Linked DNA regions of Homo sapiens: region 2 is linked to region 1. A link is a loop called in an ENCODE intact Hi-C map of the cell type or tissue named here. Cell type or tissue: PC-9. All regions are shown on one strand. Each heading gives the region's core, and the rest is flanking DNA. Links, peaks and the distances in the headings are about the cores only. Region 1 has its middle 120 kb from the start of LINC01626. Region 2 has its middle 190 kb from the start of LINC01626.

The links. Peaks named below come from ENCODE experiments on the same cell type or tissue, not always from the same donor. Only the 100,000 strongest peaks of a DNase experiment are listed, where the experiment ranks them.
Region 2: it touches region 1 in a loop (2.5-fold over the local background); 3 of 110 quality-filtered maps call a loop at or near these places.

What each region holds. Positions count from the first base shown.
Region 1 is chr6:71,541,978-71,547,365 of GRCh38, reverse strand. No RefSeq gene overlaps it. Among named protein-coding and RNA genes, the nearest start is that of LINC01626, 120 kb to the right of the region's middle. In PC-9, for the core only: no CTCF peak of the experiment used is centred there; a DNase peak (open chromatin) is centred at 3,085.
Region 2 is chr6:71,606,289-71,611,676 of GRCh38, reverse strand. No RefSeq gene overlaps it. Among named protein-coding and RNA genes, the nearest start is that of LINC01626, 190 kb to the right of the region's middle. In PC-9, for the core only: no CTCF peak of the experiment used is centred there; a DNase peak (open chromatin) is centred at 2,826.

The sequences.
Region 1 (5,388 bases), core at 53-5,052:
TATTTTCTTTCTCATTGCAGTTTTATTAGTTTTTGCCTCATGTATTTTGTCAGTCTGTTCTCAGGTTCATGAAAGTTTAGCGTTGTTATATCTTCTTAGAGAATGGATTCCTGTATCATTATGTAATGCTCCTCTATATCCCTAATAATCTTTCTTGTTCTGAAATTTACTTTGTGTGATATTAATGTGGCTCTTCCAGCTTTCTTTTGATGAGTGTCAGGATCGTATTTATTCCTCCATTCCTTTACTTTTAACTTATCTGAGTTTTATATTTAACATAGATTCATTCCTTGCAGCCAACATTTACTTGGGTCTTTTTTTTTTGTAATCCATTCTGACAATCTTTGTCTTTTAGTTGATATATTTAGACCTCTCACATTTAAAGTGATTATTGATATAAAGGATTAATATCTATTGTCTTTATAACTATTTTCTATGTGTTGCATTGATTCCTTGTTTTTTGTTCTTCCCCCACTGCTGTGGACTGAGTGCTGTTTCCCTCAAATTCATGTGTTGAAGTCCCTAATGGATGGTATTTAGAGACAGAGCCTTTGGGAGATAGTTGGGGTCAGATGAGGCCATGAGAGCAGTGCCCTCATGATGGGATCGGTATCCTAACAAGAAGAGATGCCAGAGAGCTTGCTCTCTCTTTTTATCTCTCTACCATGTGAGGACAGAGAGAGTAAGTAGGTATCGGCAAGCCAGGAAGCAAGCCTTCACCAGAACCATGCTATATCATCCTGGTCTCAGATTTCCAGCCTCCAGAACTGTAAGAAAATAAATGTATGTTGTTTAAGGCATCTACATTAAAATATATTGTTATGGTAGCCCTAGCTAACTAAGATACCTACTTTTTATGCCACCTGGATACTGGGAGGCTTGATTCACTGGGGGCATTATTGTAAAAATCTACCCTAGTCTTTCTGTTGGCCCCATGGATTCACATCTCTTCCACACACCAGATTTACTCACCACCTCTGAAGACCCCCAAAATCTCATCCACTCACTGCATCGGGCTTGAAGTCCAGGCTATAGTCATCTGCATGGGGTCCTGATGCAAATGAGGCTTCTTAGGTGAAATTTCTCAAGGGCAGCATTTTGAGAGAGGCTCTTCTTAAGCCATGGATCTGTGAACTAAGTAGTTATTTTCATGCCACACATCCAAAATACATTGGTGAGATGGGGAGATGATAACTTCAATCAGATTCTCACATTCCAAAGAGAGAGCAACAGAGGCATCATAGCAGTCACCGATTTATAACAATTACGCAATCCTGCCAGGCATTTGTTGTCAAGGCCCACAACTCTGGGAATGGGGAATTTTCTGTGATAGAGGTCAGTTCTGTTTCTTACCAGTGGTTCCTTAATGCCTTATTTTCCTTAGCGTTGTCTTTGATTTTTAGCCATTTTAATACAACATGAATTTGCTTAAATTTGGTAGCACTTGCACTTCCTGAATCTTTACTTTGGAGAATTTAACATAGTTATATCCATAGATATTCCTTCTGCTTCATCCTCTCTCTTCCCCATTTCTGAAATTTCAATTATACAAAAGTTTAATCATCTCACTGAGTCTCATGCTGCTCTTGCATTTTCATTTGTTTTTTGATACTTATGACTTCCACATGAACCCTGTTAACAATAACAGAGCCAGAGCAAGAACACTCAGCTGAGCTGAGATGTACTGGAATATCCAGCACTTGTTCCAGATGAGTTTGTTGACTCCTTGGACCATTAGGTCTGAAAGAATAGAAGCCTGAATTTACTCTTGAGTAAAACTAATGATATGCTGTTGCTAGAGAGAGAAAGAGAAAGAGAGAGAGACCATTTAGATATCAAACAAAGAAAAGAAGGTCCATTATTGAAAAAAAGAGTGGGGGAATAAGGAGGGGAACCAGGTGCATAGAGGGAAGTATTGCGCAAAACCTGGATTATAAGAAATATTAGCACTTCTCTTATTTTCAGTTCAGCATCCTTAGTCCAGACAAATCTTTCCAGACATTCTATTTCAGCATAGTATATCATCATCCAGTTTTTATCACTACCCAACTAAGGAAGAAAAAAAGAAAACATGGATAAAGAGGTAATGCATACATGGAAGTTCTCTCTCTCTCTCTCTCTCTCTCTCACTTTATCAATCTTCAATAATTTAGGACAAGAAAACTTTCATGAGATTTCCCCATTTATTCACAGCTACTCTAAAACACATGTCCCAAGAATGTGCAGAATTTGCTGCATAGTCTTGTGCCCCCACTATGTACAACTAAATGAAGATTTTAGTAGGTAAGGAAGTGGAGTAAGTATGCTGTAAGCTAGCTATTCATACTTCCAAAATAACCACTTTCAGCTTACTAAAAGATGATGAGGCAAATCAGTATCTTACAGGAGCTTGATTTGGTAGGAAAGTAAATGGACTCCTTCTTTCAAATGAAAACAAAGGAGTTCTGAATTCATCTGAAAAACAAGACTTTACTAGCACAAAGAAGGTATTCAGTTTAGTGTGTTAAAATAGATAAAATAAGTAAACGAGAAAAACAAACAAACAAACAAAAAACCCTTGAAATATGCTATAGCAAAAAATGGTGCTGCACTTAGGCCCAGAAATCGATACCAAATATGTCACTTACACACTTTGTGACCTTTGGCCAAATATTTACACACATTAAACCTCAAATTTTACAACTTTAAAATGGAGAGACAGATGCAGGCAAACTCTGCCTCCATTATTATTTTATTAGAAGGATAAAATGAGATAAAGTGTATGAAAGCATTTTGTAAATCTCTGAGCACTGTGCAAATGTAAGACATTATTTTTGTACTGATACCTATTATGAGAAAAATAAAAGATTAATTCAAGACATATTGCATGGTTATGAAAAACTCTGTACTTTAAGATATTCAGTTAATTTTAAGGGTCCTCATTGCTATAGACATGAACATTTAATCGGTCACTGGAAGAAGAAAAAAAACATCCAAAAGAAACTGCCTAAGAAAAACCGATACAACAAAGTCATGCCATGTTTGCTTCACAATCTTCTTTTAGCATTCTTTCACCCTTCCTGGCTGCATGCTTTGCATACTTGGAGTTTTAGGCCATTGAAAATATGTATATTTGTTGAATGGAAATGATGCAAGAGAAATAGATGCCATTATTGTGGTTGGTAAAAATCTAGCTTAAGGGACAGTGTCTGCAGTCAAATGTGGAGCTAACCCAGTAAAGCTCGGTTTGCTCTGTTATAGAAAAGGGATGCTGAATCTGCATGGGAGTAAAGAACATTCTTTCCCTTAGGACTTTGTCACTTCTGCCGATACACCTCACTGGTTTTATCTTTCAGATCAAATCTTTAAAATAAGAGAAACATAGGAAATCATTGGTACAGGGATAGAAAATTGGGAGGTTACCATAAAATAAACTTAATTTTTAGCTTTTTTGCATTGTTGCAAGTGTAAGCACGAAATAGGAACAGGAGTTTTCTTGCTTACTTAGCAATGTCCTATTTTCCTTAGCTATTCTTAAAGACTGAGTAAGAACACCTTTATGTCATTCTCCTTCCTGATTCTAAAAATAGTGGGCAAAAGTAATGTCATAGAGATAATGTAAAAATAACTGCCATTTATTGAGCATCTACTTCAGACCAGTATCTACTGTCTTATTACATTATTACACTTTGGGAGCATTCCAGGCAGATTTCATAATTCTCATTTAGGGATAAGAAAACCAAGTTTCAGAAGGTTAAATAATTTAAACAGGTAACACAACTAGTAAGTGGCAAAGTGCAAAAAAAAAAAAAAAAAACAACAACAAAAAAAAACAAAACCTTATGGAATGATGGAATGACTCTTTACTTGCTAGGAAAATTTGTTAGCCAGGTAACAGGGCATTTGGGGAATGAGAATACTGGTTTATTTAATTTCTTGATAGCTGAAGAATAATCAGAAAATGTGTTGTTATAACCATTGACACAAATATCTGCTTGTAACATCCACTTTTCTTCCTTTTTATGTAGGAGATGCAACCAGTTTAAAACCTTTTGGAATAAAGACAGAGGCTAACAGAGTAGGAAAAATGGGAAGCAAAGAGAAGAGGGAAGAAGATAAGGGGCAAAAGAAGAAACTAAAACATAATTGATTAATATTGATTTTTGATTATTATTTCAGAGCATCACGTCATTATTTTATACACGAATTCTATGTGTAATTGAATGAGATGCAGGACATTGAGGTGATTCTACTGTGGAACCTTGTTTTATTAGTCAGGACTTTTCAGTTGCAAGAGAAAGAAATCCCAAATTAAACCAGTTTTGTTAAACAGTGGGTTGGTGGGGGAGTTTGCTGGGGAGGGATTTATTTGGCTCATGTAATTAATTGGAAAGTCCACGAAAACAGGCTAATTTGTTGTTGTTGTTGTTGTTGTTGTTTTGTTTGCAACAGCCACAGCTGGGAATTCAAATATCATTTTCTTTCTCGCTGCCCTCTTAGTTTTACTTTTCTTAATGGTACCTTAATTTTCTCATCTGTTCAAAATATGCAAAGAAAACTGTCACCAATGTGCATTATAACCAAACGTAGCAACCCAAAAACCTGGCCAAAAGTTTTGATCAAAAAAAAAATTAATGCTCTTCCTAGGTGTTGGTAAACTTTACTTTGAATACAACATTGTAAATTTGGTACATTTCAATGGCTTATGGGTACTAGGATATCAGCATTTTAATTGGCAGTTTCAGTGTGTTGTGCAACATGCCCCTGCTCAAAAACTAGGACCTGAGATGATTCTCAACAGGAAACATAGATACACAAAATCACCTTAAAGATACTAGCTTCAGGTATGCCAGGATTGGCTGTTATATATTAAAAGATTTTTCTTTATATAAATGAAAATTTTGTCAGAAAGGTACTGATCTGCTTGGAAGCAAAATTAGAAATAAAAACTTTGGTATTATTCATCTAAGAAGTCTCTGGGTAAGAGGATCTTTGAACAGAATATCTGACTGGTTAGTTCTCTTTCATTGAGATGATGGCCATACAGCAGAAGGATCATGGGCTTTGCAATCAGGTAAGTCTTTCATCCACCATACAAATATTTCCTTAGCACCTACTACGTGCCAAATACCTTTTCTAGACACTCAAGGTATGTCAGTGAGAAAAAAAGAGAGCCCCCTACTCTATGTAACAGATGACAATAAGCATTAAGCATAACAGGTAAATCATATAGTATTTCAGAAACCAAATAAGTACTACAAAAATGAAAACAAGAAACAAGATATAATTAATTTGAATGATCAAGGAGTTTTTGTTGAAAAGCGATATTTGAGAAATGATCTGAAGGTGGCAAGGAAGTCTGCAAGTGGCTATCTGAGGGATAACACTCCATGCAGGGACTAGCTATAG
Region 2 (5,388 bases), core at 112-5,111, 64 kb before region 1:
ACATGTAGCACAGCTGGGCTAATCGAAAGTTTTAGTAGAAATTTTGCAGGAATTATTGGAAAAAAGGTTTATTTCTTTAGGATGAAACTCAGCTGACAATTAAATAAGCACCAGCTAAGAACACTAGGTAGGGGAAAGAGAAAAAGAAGAGTGAGAGAAGGAGAGGGAGAGAGGAAGAGAGAGCGGGAGAGGGAGGGAGGGAGGGAGAGAGGGAGAGAGGGAGAGAGGGAGATAGAGGGAGAGAGGGGGAGAGAGAGAGAGAGAGAGAGAGAGAGAGAGTCAGAGTGAGAGTCAATGAGCGAGAGTGTTGATGAGATGACGGTCTATAGGCAAGCCCGACCCCCTTTCCTCCTCTCAGCACTGTAGTGCTGGTTGTTACCTAGAAACAAACAAACGCAAATCCCATTCTGGAAACCCTGCAGAACATATATATATAACTTTTTTTTTTTTTGAGATGGAGTCTCTCTCTGTCGCCCAGGCTGGAGTGCAGTGGCACAATCTCGGCTCACTACAACCTCCGCCTCCTGGGTTCAAGCAATTTTCCTCCCTCAGCCTCCCGAGGTTGGGAGTTACAGGCATGTGCCACCATACTCGGCTAATTTTTGTATTTTTAGTAGAGATGGGGTTTCACCATATTGGCCAGGCTGGTCTCAAACTCCTGACCTTGTGATTCGCCCACCTCTGCCTCCCAAAGTGCTGGGATTACAGGCATGAGCCACCACACCCAGCCAGAATATATTTTTTAAAAATCTTTATTTGTATTACCTTAAAAGCCCAGGGATTTTACATAGTGTTTCATGCAGAGAGCTTTCCAAAAAAACAGTTTAGATGTTTGTCTGTCTTCTTAAAACTTCTCAATCTAGGTGGCTACAAAAAGTCTCTTCACTTTCTTCCAGAGCCTTTATTGCCCATCTTCCATTCTGCCCTCCACTTGGCCACTGGGCTTGGGAACCTCTGTCCTATTCTCAGCCCTGCATATAGAATCTGGGCTACCTTGCTGAAGCTCTTCCCTCACAGGGAACAGCTCTCTGGAACTCTGGTGAAGAACTCTTCCACTTTGTGCCACACAGAACTGCTAGTTCAGGATCTAACTTCCCTGCTAGACTAAAAGCTCCATGTGAGCCACCATCTTGTTTATTCGTTACTCTATAGCCACCATCTAACATAGTGCAGAACACATGATTAAACCCAAAAAATATTTGCTGACTGAATGAATATGTAGACTTTCCCAGCACGCAGTGGAAGAGGAGCTGTGAAAGATTGCGACCAGGATGGAAGAGGAGAGGAGAGTGGGCAAGGGAAAGGAGAAGGCAAAGAGCAGACAGTAGAGTATTAGAAAGCATAAACAGTATTTTTCAGTCAAACCAGAAAATCTCTATTTTCAGACCCATTTCTTTCTTTTCTTCCATTGTCATTTCATCAATTTATCATTCCGCTAATCCATTCATCAATTGCACTGTGAAAAGTGACAGGACAAAGCTTTCCAGGTTCCCAAACACAAGTGGCTACTCTCTGATATGCTGCGAGGTTCACCCCGCAATCTCTGACCATGCCACTGCTATTGTCTTCCTGCAGAAAAGGATATTTGCAAATGTTAAAGAGAACATCCTGATTGAGATTTTCTACCTGAAGTCAAAAGAATTATAAGAACTTTGAAATAGAGAGCACTTTAAAGAGAAAGCAAGCAGATTCTAAAGCATTTGTGTATCAAGAATACTCATGGCTTTGTCCTTTATGAAGGAAATTCTGAGTTTTTCTTGATAGAAAACATGTGTAAGAAGAATCAGTGATACTCAATGTCATCTAAATGTCAGAAAGAAAAACATGTAGGGAATCTTCTCTGTAGGGAATTCCATTTTTTAGAAGGCAGAGTTTAGCTTTTGTTTTTGTTTTTAGCTGCTGCAAGAAAAGAAGAAACAACTTGTGTTTTGACATTAAGTTTGGCAAATATAATCATCTGAATTTAGCTTTCAGCCAATCTAACTTAATTTGTATCTTAAGATCCTAAACTTGGTTTAGAAAAAGTTATCACTCCTAGCATATCCCAAAATAATAAAGACAAACATATGTGAGAGAAAAGATAGTCACCAATACATTTTTTAGAAATCATATATTTTTTTTTTTTTACCACCAGTACCAGTACGAAATGGAAATGACCTATCACAAAGCATAATTTTATGAAGACTTACCCAGTTTGGGTAATAGGAGGGTGAGTGAGCCTGCATTCCCTGCTGTCTACATTCTAGAATTAATTACTAGCAATTATCCTGAATCTAATACATATTTTTTAACCAACATTCCTATGTGAGAACATGTCTTCTTCCCTCTTCCACAACCACAGCACCTATTCCTTCCGCTCAAGCAGAGTCTATTATTATGCTCAAAATTAACCTCATTTAATTTAATGAATATTAAAAAAAAACACTTCCACCTAAATGGGAGTAAACGTAAAGTGATGTAAGAGAAAGAAAAAGGGGCAAAGTTGTAGGATATAAGAGGAACTCTTCCACAGCATGTCAGCTTAACATAGAAATAATGGGTTATATTTGAACCCCTGAAGGAAACTTTTGTAGTTAAACCTCTATAAAATGTAGCCAACAGACTGGTCCATGTGATCACTGGGACAAAATTTTCCTTGGATTTTCTAATGCTTTATGTAAGTTCTTAGAGATTTAGGTATGTCCTCTAAAGTTTAACCTCAGATATTAGTAAAAGCCCCTGCCTGATGGTGTGGGGAAGATATTACACAAGGGTGTGTCACAGCCAGCTTCTCCTCATACATAAGTTTGCATTAGGATCAGCCTGTCAGCTATGTGAAACACCTAGTTATGATACATAATAGAAAAATGACTAAGTATTTCCCACTCTAAGTTCACATAGCATGACTACTATTACAAAACCTAAGCAAAGCACTTTGGTAAATAATATGCCCGGGGAATAAATAACTATTGGAAAAACATTTCTGTATTTTATTAACTGAGTTAATGAAGCACTGTATCCTGGACCTTAGAGATCTAAATCTATTTTAAAAACACAAAACAGAATGGGCACGGTGGCTCACGCCTGTAATCCCAGCACTTTGGGAGGCCGAGGCGGGTGGATCACAAGGTCAGGAGTTCAAGACCAGCCTGACCAACATGGTGCAACCCCGTCTCTGCTAAAAATACAAAAAAATTAGCTAGGCATGGTGGCTACTCAGGAGGCTGAGGCAGGAGAATCTCTTGAACCCAGGAGGCGGAAGTTGCAGTAAGCTGAGATCACGCCACTGCACTCCAGCCTGGGCAACAGAGTGAGACACCATCTTAATTAAAAAAAAAAAAGAAAAAGAAAAGAAAAGAAAAGAAAAAGAAAGAAAAATAAAAAAAACACACAGAACATTGTACAGGGCTGAATGGTGGCCCTAATAAAAGTATGTGTGCATCTTAGTCCCCAGAACTTGTGTGTGCTGCCTTATTTGGAGAAAGGGTCTTTGCAGATGTAATTAAGTTAAGGATCTTGAGATAAGGAGATCACTTTGGGTTATTCAGATAAAACCTAAATCCAATGACAAGCATCCTTATAAATGATACAAAGCAGAGAATACAGGTATATAAAGGAGAAGGTAATGTGAAGATGGAGGCAGTGATATAGCCATAAGCCCAGGAATAAGGGCAGCCACCAGAAGCTGGGAGAGGCAAAGAGCCCCTGAGGGAGTACAGCCCTGCCAGTTGTTGAACTTCTGGCCTCCAAAACTGTGAGACAATAAATTTCCATTTTTTTAAAGCACCAGTTTGTAGTGATTTGTTACGGCAGCCCTAGGAAACTAATACAGCCATCTAGATTATTCTGTCTTTAAAACTCATATAGAGAATAAATTCCAGCTATAGAGAAAACCCTGGACTGGTTGTCAAGATAGATGGCTTCTTTTACAGGTACACCCAGAATTCACTGTGACGTTGAGCAAGAATCTTGGCTTTACTGTTAATCAATTTCTTTCTATGGAGTTGAACTAGATGATCTTAAAGCTTCCTTTAAAATCTACATTTTAAAGCCCTCAAATCTACATTTCTGGTAATAAGTGACAGTGTAGCACACTGAAGGACAAGCACAACTAGCATTGAATGAACTTAGTCATGCCCACAGACAAGTCCTTAAACACACACACACATATTTTTACAAGCGAATTTTAGGTTTTTGTTGGAGAGAAGGAAGACATAACAAGATTAGCTATAATTGTTATCGTTTATTATGCCAAATGTTACTTCATGTACTCCTCATGATAAATCCTGCTGCAGTCCAGGTCCAGTCAGGAGATAGAAACCATATAATGGTTAAACAGGGAAAGTTGAATATAAAGAATAATTAAACTATAATAAAGTAGAAACTAAAAGATAAGAAGAAATTTTATATAGTACTCCAGGACTGATAGTAACCAATAAAGGAAATTTGGAAGAGGGTAAGACTTTGTTGGAGAAGGGGTGGTTCAACCACTAGACAGTGGAGACGTTTGATAATTTAGCCAGGCTAGAATTGGTCTAGAGTTGCTGGGCAAATGACAGGCCACCTTCCAGAGTGTAAGTAGTGGGCATGTGAGCAGGAACTGGTGGCATGAATATGCAGTGGGAATCTGGGCACTGGCTAGGCCTTCAGAGTGAAGGGAATGTGGCAGAGAATGCAGAAGGAATGACTACCTGTTTTGTGAGTCTCTGGGCCCTGGCAGCTGCATACAAGCTGCACAGTGCTCCAGGTTCCATGTAAAGTGAGCTGCAGAATGGGCATTGTCAGGCCTAGGCTGCAAGATCACAGAGAGACTGCATCCTGAGCCTGTGGCTGGGACAGTCTCTACCAGATAGCCTCACACCCACACTGCTCATCTCCCCATCCCACACCAGAAATTGCAGGAAACCTCTTCTTTCCCATTGTCCTTCCAGCATCCTCTATTAAGAAAACCTAGCATTGTGCTCAATTTAAGTTAGAAATGCTTTAAAAACTCCTGTTATCACAGAACATATGCTGAAGAGTGCATGTGGAAATGAGAGGCAATAAATTAATAACTGACACACTTGCAAAGTAACTATTATCTATACTTGCGCAGGACACACCAAGGCTTGGAGACATGAATGCAGCTGGGAATGATAGAGCTGGAAATTATGTTCAGCACCCCAAATGATTGGTAATTTCTAAAACTAGGCTCTAACCACACCCCAAGAGCACTATGATGAAAACTGTCCACTCAAAGTATTTTGTAGATGGTTCTGTATTTTGAATCCATTATTAGACTTCTTATGATCATCTGGTAAAACTATTTGATTAGAATTTTCCCATGCTCTTTTTGTTGACACAAAGAGGCAAATGGGAAAACCATTCCTATTTTCTAACCACCTCTTCCTCTCCATACTGGGTTAAATG